Linked DNA regions of Homo sapiens: region 2 is linked to region 1. A link is an interaction called in ENCODE POLR2A ChIA-PET data of the cell type or tissue named here. Cell type or tissue: HepG2. All regions are shown on one strand. Links, peaks and the distances in the headings refer to the core of each region. The heading gives the core; the rest is flanking DNA.

Region 1 (5,387 bases), core at 59-5,058:
TCAGTGGCTGTATTTTATTTTAGAAGATAGGAGTCTTATATTGAACATTATATTATTGAACTCTGATATTTTCTATTCTGTCCTATTTTTTATAATGTTGGTTACAACCCACTAAATTGATTTTACAATTCACGAATGGGATGCACCTCCCAGCCTGAACAACAGTGACTTAAAGGAACTGTAATCATAACGGAGCAAACACAGTACCATCTCGAGCTAGATGATGGTCAGCATCTCATGCCATCTCCCCAGGTTGTAGAAATGAGAAGCACAGGGCCTGGCCCTAAATGGTTTTTTTAATACGTAGAAATTTCTATAATTGGACTCCAAGTGTAATTATTAGGCAAAAGAACATATAATGAGTTCAGTTACATAGAGGAAATATAAGGAAAAAAGAGTTTGATAGATGTCTAAATTTTTTTCTTAAATCACTAAACAGGCCAGGCATGGGGGTTTACACCTGTAATCCCAGCACTTTGGGAGGCCAAGGTGGGAGGATCACCTGAGGTCAGGAGTTCAAGACCAGCCTGGCCAACATGGTAAAACCCCATCTCTAGTAAAAATACAAAAATTAGCCAGGTGTGGTGGTGTGTGCCTATAATCCCAGCTGCTCGGGAGGCTGAGGCAGGAAAATCACTTGAACCTGGGAGGCAGAGGTTGCAGTAAGCTGAGATGATGCCACTGCACTCCAGCCTGGGCAACAAGAGCAGAACTCTGTCTGGAAAAAAAAAATAGCTAAACAACAATAAAAGCCTGTTACTTAAATATTTAAGTATGATGATAAATAGCAAATGATAGCTCACAAATTTGAAGATGGTCGCCTGTGCAGAAAGGATTTAGACTAGCAGAGGGTGGGTCATGGCACTACTAGTTTTTTATTTATTAGGAGCCTTAAGCAAAACAATACTATTTGACTTTCTTAATGGTATTCTTGTTTTACTTTATTAAAAAAATTGATTTAATTTTTAAAAATCAATCCTAATAGCAATCTAGTGTAGAAGAGGGGACACTCGATTGGGACTCTGAAAACCTACCATCTACACACTCAGCCTGGGAAAGCTACTTGACTTCTTGGGACTTTTCTTTCTTCTCACGTAAAATGAAGGGCTAGATTCTGAAGCTTCCTCTACATCTAATTTTAGAACCCTATGACCCTAAAATATCTGATCATTTACAGATCATTTTAAGGAAAGGATACAGCATTCCAAGATCACCCAAATGGTGAAAACTCACAATTTATCACACAAAAAGTTAGACCAAAGATAGTGGTCTCACCAACACAGTAACTTAAGTAATCCCAGTTATCTCTTTAGGGGTAGTTACTCAATTGTGTTATTTCTTCTTCCTCTCAATATGGTCCCTATCGTATTTCATAAATTATAATTTTATGTATCACATTATTTTTTGCTTGTTAACCACATGTTTTTCTCAGAGATTCTTTCCTGAGTGTTTCCAATGCAGAGGCAAAATTTATTTGAATAATACCATAATTAAATCTCTTAGCGGCTGTATTTTATTTTAGAAGACAGGAATTATATTCGACTTTTTTTATTGAACTGTCATTTTTATCTTAACTGTGGCTTAACCTCGTAATCTAATTATTTTTTCTAAACCTACTTTACAGCTAATAAAAGATACGAAAAATTAAATTACATAATAAAGCATGAAGCAAGTGTAGCTATCATGAGACTCTCAGACTGAAAAACTAGCATGAACTAATTTATACTATTGAAGAGTTGTTTTTCCCCATATTAAAAAAGATTAAATAAAAAAAGAAACCTCTTTAAATGGAATAATAAATCAGCTACTCTAATTCCCATAGATATCTTCAGAACCACGGTTAAATCATCATCACAGAATACCAACTTCTCCATCACAGTAGAAAGGAATTACCCCAATAAGATCTACCCCTAAGATCTCTGTTTAAGGAAATTTATAAAAGAACAACTCCCTCTTCCTCTTCCTCCTCCTCTCACTTCCAAAGCTTCTAGTTTTCAACTCTAATATAATAAAAATTCTTTTTTCTTCCCTCTTTTCCTTTAGGATGTGTCCTAATTGTTTCTGTCTTCCATAAGGGCCATGTCAAAATATAAGCTCCCCCCCCAAAAATAGCACTCTCTACCCACGCACTCTGAGACATCTGCACAGATAAGTATTTGAAAAATGATTTTTATGATGATGAAATAAAATGTATTCACAGTGGTAATTCTTTGGGGCCATTAGGAATTCATTAAACAATGACTTAGCTCTAGAATCATCAAACCCTCTGACAAATATTTGTAAGAGCCTCTGCAAATAGGGACACCCACGCTACAAGGCAGCAGAAGCTACAAAAGTGTACGTGTGTCTCTCTAATTTACACTCAGATTTTCCTGAGTCCTGAACTAGAAGTTCTGATCTTAGCAAAGACAGCAGATAATCCTTTCTTCATGGTAGTTTGAACGAAAACAATTTTAAGTAGTTTTACGATTTACCCCTTAAGTGCAGTGAACCAAGACCACCAAACTAGTTTGCAGGGAGAATTCAGTGAGTTGGAATTGTATTGTTTCAGTTGTTTAAACCAAACACCTCTGTCAGTCTGAAATTAAATTATTTACGTAATGACCTCTTAACTAATGTTTGTGGAGCATTTACACTATATAAAACATGGCATGGCATTAGGTATGATGGGAGATACAGAAAGTACCAAGCCTGCTCCTGCTCCCAAGAGAAGAAATGTTCATCTAGCTGGTGGTGAGATGCCAGTAGGAAAAGAAGCTGAACACAGTAACTTCACAGTGCAGAAACCTCCCAAACAAATACCTTAACCAAGTAGTTGAGGTTAACATTTCTAGTGAGAAGCCAGGCTGGTATCATGTACCCCTTGAGATAATGTGATACCTGTGTGGTACTTTTCCCAAAATCCGTAACTCAAACAAATCATGAAATAACACATCATATGAAACCCACGTTGAGGCACATTCTACAAAATACCTGGCCAGTGTTTTGACTGTCAAGGTCATCACGAAAAAACAAAGAAAAGCTGAATTGTCACAGACCGGCAGAAACGAAGGAGACATGATAACTAAAAGCAGTGTGGCATTCTGGCCCCTGGGTTCGTTGCTGGAATAGAAAAAGGACAGAAATGGAAAAACCAGTGGAATCCAAATAAAGTCTGGAGTTTTAATCAATAATATTGTTCCAATGTTTTCTTAAATTTGACAAATGGTGTCAGAGCGATAGGAAATGATAACACTAGGAGAAACTGAAATTAGGTTAGGCGAATTACAGGAATGCTCTGTACTATCTTTGCAACTTTTCTGTAAATCTAAAATTATTCCAAAATATAGTGTTTTTAAAGTTTATTTTTAAAAGAAATGGGAAGATATAGGACACAGGGCACAAAGTTGCTGTAATGTAGAATGACTAAGTCTAGAGGTCTAAAGTACAGCATGAGGACTATAGTTAATAACAAAAAATTAAAAGATGCGAATCATGTTATGTGAATTTCACCCTGATTTTTTATGTATATGATGTGAATTTTGCCCCAATTTATATTATACACACACACGGAGAGAGAGAGAGAAAGAGAGAGAGAGATGATGAATAAAAGAAGATGAGTAACATGGGGGTATTAAAAAATCTACAGTTAGATTGCATCTTACAAAACTGACAATATTTGACCTTTTTCACCTATAAAACAGCATTTTCACATGATTCGACCTAACACACCTCTGTGGGCTTGGGAGACGTCATGATAAGATGGAGCTTATGCTGGACATGACAGTAACTGACATAGCAAAGAGGACACATTCCAGGAGAAGGGAACAGTGTGAGCAGAGTTGGGGACGTGCACAGTGTGGTCAGAGATGGGAGAGAGACTTGCCTGTGCCTGTGCATGTCAGCAGGGAAGTGACAGAAAGTACGCTGGCACAGGAAGGTCTTCAGGCAGGGAGATAGTTTAGGTATTCCTAAACTAGAGGATCTGGGCTCTGAATCTGAATACATAGCAAAGAGCCTGGCCCTCTCAGTGGCCAGGAATGTCCCCTGGAAAGGACTGCAGCCTCTAAGGGACAGTGACACATCAAAGTGCCTCAATGGCCACATTTTCAGGTCCCAGGTGAACATCTAGCATAACAGAAAGACGACCGAACTACAAATTGGCAGATCTAAGTCCTGATTCTGTTTCTGCCACTAATGGGGTGAGAAACCCTAAATAAGTCCCCTCCTTCTGTCTCCATCTCAGGTTTCTACCCTAAAGAGGAGGGGAGCTGGATAAGTTGGTCTCCAAGGCCTCTTCCAGCTCTAAAACACTAACTCTGATGAGGAATGAAATATATTTTCTGGCTCCTAGAAGCAACATGTGGTTCACTCAAGTAGACAGAATGATGCAAGGTCCATGAAAGCAAAAACACTGAGAATAAAAGGACTGTGTTTTTATACACAAGAGTCTATTCTTTTATGATACATGTCTAGACCCCTCTAAATATTTAAACAACAATATCATACCAGTATGAAACCTCTCTAAATCAGGCTCTGTGGTTAAGGAGGATATATGAACAGATGTGATCTTATTAAGGCCCTAATGTAACTCAAAAACAATTTGTCATATCTGACGGGTATTGTTAAATTATGTCCACCTGCCAGAGGCAACCAGAGAAATTACCAACCGCCTTTACTCTAGTGCTACTCAAAATTCTCTAAAAAGCTCCCATAGATGTGTCCAGGGTATGTATTTTTTAAAACAGTAACCTAATTGTCACCAACACACAACAGCCAATGTTTCACAATTCCTTTTCATGTATATTTTATTATGGGGCCCAACTGTTTCAACACCCTAGTGGTTCAACTTTAATGCAGCTCAGGAAACCCCCTAAGTAATATCACAAAATGCTTAACATCTGTGAAACTTGGACCCAAAAATGTTCCAATTTTTTCTTTGGGTTGTGGGGAGCACTTGGGGGTGGGGAAAGCTGGCCACAGTTTTCATTAACGACAATAGTGTTGGTGCTCACAGGTATTTTAATCACTTCTCAGGCAGGAAGAACATTTTGAGTTTACCTTCCTACATGCTCAGAATTCTTTCAAACTACCATCGCCATGCTTGCTCAGAGTCAGTTTAAACATGAACCCATTTCCTTTTCCTTCTCTAAACGTTTGCCTCATCTCTCCTTCTTGCATTACAATATTTTAATTAAGTCAAACAATGAAAGAGAGAGGAGAAAAATGAAGTGTGAAGCACGTGGTGTATTTCCCAAGCTATTTCAAAACTTCTCAGAACTCTTTGGTCTCCAGAGGTGGTTGAAATATTCTTTATCCCACGAAGGAAAGGATGAAAAATTGATCTCCTCCAAACTTCAAATACTGCAGATTTCCACAAATGCAGACTGTAGGAAAGAAAGGCAGGC
Region 2 (5,387 bases), core at 280-5,279, 280 kb before region 1:
AAGACCAGCCAAAAAGCTAAAGTATTAATAGTTAACTAGGTCTGAAGCCCCCTGCACCATATCTAAGAATACTAAGAAAACTTTCAAATATGATGCCTAAAGAATTAGTAATGGAGAATAAGGAGCTAGAAGCCCTTGGAGTTAATGTTACTTGAAAAAGGAGGTAAGAAGGTAGATTCTCCTATTTTGGATACATGAGGTTATATAATTACCCATATGAAATTCTGGTCAGATGATAGCTCTCAGGAACCTGTATTTTCTTGCTGTAGGACAACGTGAATAATGTATCTGATCATGTTATCTTTTTTACTTTTGCTACCAGGAAGCTCAGAGGTAAATTGTGACCCAATTGTAAAAAGGTAATCCTTCATGATATCCATACCTGCTTTCTAACTTCATTGTCAAGGCTTATAATTTTTTCATAGCCTTGGTATTTCATTTATTTATATACTGCTTTTTAATTTTATTCATTCTAATAAGCTAGCCCAAACCTTTCATAGAATGAGGTAGGATATATATCAATAAAATGTAATACAGATTCTCAAACAGGCAGATTCTGTGCATTAAGGAAAAGTTTTGAGAGACCAGTTGTTAATGGAGATACTCATGTAGGAATAAAGAAGATATATATTGTATTCAGAGTTCAAAATGGTTGGCCAGGCATGATGGCTCATGCCTGTAATCCCAGCACTTTGGGAGGCCAAGGAGGGTGGATCATGAGGTCAAGAGATCAAGACCATCCTGGCCAACATGGTGAAACCTCGTCTCTACTAAAAATACAAAAATTAGCTGGGCGTGGTGGCACGTGCCTGTAGTCCCAGCTACTCGGGAGGCTGAGGCAGGAGAATCGCTTGAACCTGGGAGGTGGAGGTTGCAGTGAGCTGAGATCATGCCACTGTACTTCAGCCTGGCGACAGAGTGAGACTCGGCTCAAAAAAAAAAAAAAAAAAGGCTTTGAATAAGCTTCTCATAATATCTTTGTGACAGGAAGCCAAAAAGTAGGCTAGAAAATGACAATCTTAGGTAGAAGTAGAGTCATAACTGCTTCAAAAATGTACCTGAAGAATACTGATTAATGGCTCAAATTGCTCTATGGGTAGATTCTAGGGATTTTGATCTTATTTTTTTGTTTTTTGTTGTTTTTGTTTTTTGCCAGTGGCTTGGTTAAGGAGATGTTTATCACATTTATAGGGGACAGGACCCTAAAGAGATATTAAGAAAGATACAGTAGGATCCAAAATGATCCTGTTAGAATCAACCATTTTTCAGCTCAATAAGATGAAATTTCACAGTGTCTAATGTAAACTAAATAATAAAGTTCAACTATCCAAAAATATTTACTCGAAAAAATTAAAAGGAATATGAAAATTGGGAATATATTTGCAACCCTTCTAACAGTCTAAGATTTAACACCCTTAACATGGAAAGAGCTTTTATAAATCATTAAGGAAAACCTGAAGCCCTAACAGAAAAATGACCAAAAACCTTGGATGGAAAATTCACAAGGAAATTTGTCAATAATAAAAATATGGGAGAAATTTTCAGCTTTATTAGGAATCTAGAATATTCTAATAAAAATATTTATATCCTTTTCTTAGATTTTAACATAGTTTTGTCAAGCTTTTACTTCAAACAAACACAAGACTAATGAGACAGTGAAATTGCTGGATGGCAATTTATATTAAAAGACTTAAAAATAATTACCTTTGCATCCACTAATTCCAATTCCAATAATTTATTCAGTAAATATCAAAGATGTGTATAAGTTTATGTACAAGTATGTTCACTATAGCATTTACAATAACATTGCAAACAAGCCTAAATGCCCAAGGATTGAAGAATGATTAAATAAAGCTCAATATATCTGTATCATAAAATATTACACAGGAATTAAAAATAATATTGTAGGCAGCTATCTAATGAGCCAGTACAATTTTCATGCTATACATTTAAGTACCCCAAATTAAGTCACAATGTAATATAGTACACACACAAAGATCTCATGCATGAAAATTAAAAGTCATCCATATGGTCCTCACCATTTTCCACACAAATTTTAATCTGCACCAAGCTTTTCTGGGCATTTTCTTCCATGTTAATGGTTAAGAATCATCAAAGTCATCTTTCTTAGTTGTTCTAGTTTATAAACTGCTGTTAATATACAATCTTGTACACAGAGACATTATAACAATTCTGTACACACATACACAAACACACTTAAATGTATATATTTATGTGTGTGTGTGTATGTGTGTGATACCTATCTATATCTCCCAGATACATACCGTTAACCCCCAGGTAAGGAGTTTATCAGTCATTTTCAAATAGTTTTCTCTAGCTACTAAATTTTCTATCATGAATATACATTTTATAATCAGGAAAAACCACAGTTAATATTCCTTTTAAATAAAACAAGACAATTCCACATACATAACATGTAGAAGCTTTAGAAAAAGAGCAGTGTCTGGGAAGAGGACTTAGTATGAATCGCCAGTGACCACCACAGAAGCAAATCTGATCCCAATCCACTCTACTACTCTCCTGGCCCCTAAGTGCCTGTGCCTGGAGCTTTGTTTGAATTCCAGGTGCCAGATTCAAAGGTGGATTTGCATTCAGAAACACCATCCAAGGACAACCACCAGGAGGTGAAGGGTGTAAGAAACAGTGATTGAGACAGTCCTAAAGTTGCTTAACCAGGAGCAGAGAAGTCTTAGTCATTTCAAAGTCCTCAGCCTACAGGGTTCCAGAATGCAGAATCAAAAACAAATAGAAAATTATGTAAGCTGGGAGGAAATGTCTTGAATCAATTTTTTGAAACTTGTCAAAATGGAGAAGCTGTTCACTAAAGGATGAGCTGCCCTCAGAGCCACTATACTTATTTGAACAGAGGCTAAAATCATGGAGAATGTTTAGAGGGAATTTCTTCATAGAGATCAGATTCGATGGCTTCTAATATTCTATCCAGATACTATGGTTATCTGACTGGAGCTCCTTCCTTTATAACTATAGTTTATAAGGGCTGTTAAGTCAGTTCTGCTTTGCCAAAGGGTCCCTTAAGAGTCAGTCTGGTAGGAAGAGGGTAGCAGAGTTCCAGCACACTAAACTCTATGCCTCATTCTTCTAGCTGGGACTGTGCAAGGCTTCTTTAATATTTTCCTAACTATGGGAAGGGTGTAACATGTGCCCATAATAAAAAGGCACATGTTTGCACCCTGACCTCTTATAGAAAGTAAACTACATATTAGAGCTACAGCTCTATTTGTGTAAAATATGCCCTATTATAGTCTTCTTATAGACTCATAGACTTTGAATCCTAGAGGAATTTTAGGCTGTTCCACTCTCCCCCTACTTCACAGAAGATGACTAATGTCCAGAGAGGTAAAGTGGCCTACCTGAAAACACACATGAGTCACCAGGCCACATTTAGAACCTGTGTACATAAAGTGCAGTGCTCCCCAACTATGTTAAACTACCTCTACATACTTTCTAGCTGTGGTCCAGAAATGGAAATTCACCATCGCCACATCCTTTATCCAAACACTGTGTGTAGCTTTGTAACCCATTCATTGTACGTCCTCAATTATTAATATAATGATGAACCTAAATGGTTTTCGAGTTCTTTTTCCTTTCACTCTGTACTCCATGGATGCTCCTAGAAGAATCTCCCAAAGAGCTAGTTCTTAGATTTTTTTTTTCCTTTGAAGTTAAGTATGCATTAGGTGGGACTGGCTTGAGATTTATCTGCTAATGATCCCCTTGGGGTACACCTCTATAGCTTGTTCATTCATTCATTTATAAAAATGTATTGAGTGCCAACTCTGTGCTTAGTACTTTGCTAGTCTCTGGAGCTACAAGGATGACTGTGCAATAGTCCCCTACTATTAAGTAGTAGGTATAGACAGGGAAGCAGTTACCAGATAATGCAGGGTAATAGATTGGGATGATTAGTGCTACTCTGAGAAGGGGCTGGGGCTGGTGAAGGAGATGGGCTTGAGCTAAGTCTCAATGCAAATGAATTCTAATCTTTTGAGCATCTGCTGATACCTTATTCCACATTTGGTGGTGAGGGAACATAAGGAAAAGAGATAACTTGATCCTGGCACTCAAGTAAGCTACAGTCCAGAAAGCTGATTTGCTACCAAAAAGCATGTGGTGTGGTATCCATTTCCAACATGACAGGAATTCAGTGAGCACATGCATCTGGGGATACAAATGATGCACAAGTCATGGAATCTGCTCTCAATGCTCTTACCATCTATGAAGGAGACAGAGACGCTGGGCTTGGAATAAGGGGACACCATACAGGACAGCGTATCAGTAAGCAGCATGGATAAGATGAGCTCTGGAAGTTGAGAGGAAAGCAATGAGGGCTGTAGTAAGCCCTTTCTGTTTTTGGCCCATCCCTCCTATGCTTGTCCTGAAGGTATTATAGCAAGTCCCTAAGGACAGAGACAAGGAGCAGGTGTCTCTCCAGGAACATACTAGATGAAGGACAGCCTCCATGTTTTGCTCCCATCATTCTCCTTCTCTGGGCTATCCTCCCTCCTCAAAGCGAATCTTTCCTGTCTTTTTCCCACCCTGGTGACAGGGTTTGGCCTGGGCTTTGACTATGTCTCTGAAATTATTTTGATTCACGGCTTGAGATTTTACAAAACCACACATGCACGCATGGAGCCTGTGGCCTCGGGATCTTGTTTGTTTTTAAGAGTCTAAAGAGTGAGTTTGTTTGGCGGGTTCTATAAATGGGGGTTTTCTTTGCTAGGGAGATGTGAGAGTGGACACGGTGTACCGCAGCCATGGTATGCGTGCACCTCGCCATGGGGCGGAATGCAGAGCCTGGTGGGGGAGGCGCCCACAGCCATTGGGCAAACATATGTTGGGCCAAGAACGCTGCTCTTCAACCTCATGAACTGTTTGCTTGAAAGATAACAGTGTCTCTTCTACACAAGCCTTTCACCACCCTCCATAAAGGGAATTTTTAATTCAACAGATGGTGTCTACTCATTGCAAGCCAACCAGAAAAGGAGACATTTACACGGCTGGATCTCAAAGCCCCAGGGACCCCAAGGGCCCCTAATCAAATACTTGCCCAAAGACCAGCTCCCCACGGGCAGGGCCCCCCTGGAATGGACTCAGGCCAGGAAAGCCAGTAAAAACGTGCCAACTGTTGATTCTGTGAGGTCTTAATTGGCTGAAAAAGGTGAAAACACGTTTTCTGTCCCAGACTACAAGATAGCTTTATGTCTCCAGCAGGAAAGAAGGCCCCAGGAGATATGGTGACCTCCAAAAGTGGCTTGCTACCGGAGCCATTTTCTTTCTTCCAGAATAGCTCTAGCTCTATGGTTCACAAAACCTCTCAAAGAATAATTTGGTGAGCTTTGCTTTCC

Evidence for each region. ChIA-PET counts read pairs that join two places held together with the same protein. Peaks named below come from ENCODE experiments on the same cell type or tissue, not always from the same donor. Only the 100,000 strongest peaks of a DNase experiment are listed, where the experiment ranks them.
Region 2: POLR2A ChIA-PET joins it to region 1 with 8 read pairs; 1 of 35 experiments calls an interaction of 5 or more read pairs at or near these places.

The regions. Positions count from the first base shown.
Region 1 is chr10:75,743,445-75,748,831 of GRCh38, reverse strand. The region is part of intron 2 of LRMDA (leucine rich melanocyte differentiation associated); the gene reads right to left. It overlaps LOC105378367 (a long non-coding RNA gene), which reads right to left. Exons shown (of 3, transcript NR_132791.1): 3 at 4,984-5,387. Among named protein-coding and RNA genes, the nearest start is that of MIR606, 190 kb to the right of the region's middle. In HepG2, for the core only: no CTCF peak of the experiment used is centred there; a DNase peak (open chromatin) is centred at 2,301.
Region 2 is chr10:76,024,382-76,029,768 of GRCh38, reverse strand. The region is part of intron 2 of LRMDA (leucine rich melanocyte differentiation associated); the gene reads right to left. Among named protein-coding and RNA genes, the nearest start is that of MIR606, 470 kb to the right of the region's middle. In HepG2, for the core only: a CTCF peak has its summit at 2,679; DNase peaks (open chromatin) are centred at 2,626, 3,388 and 4,818.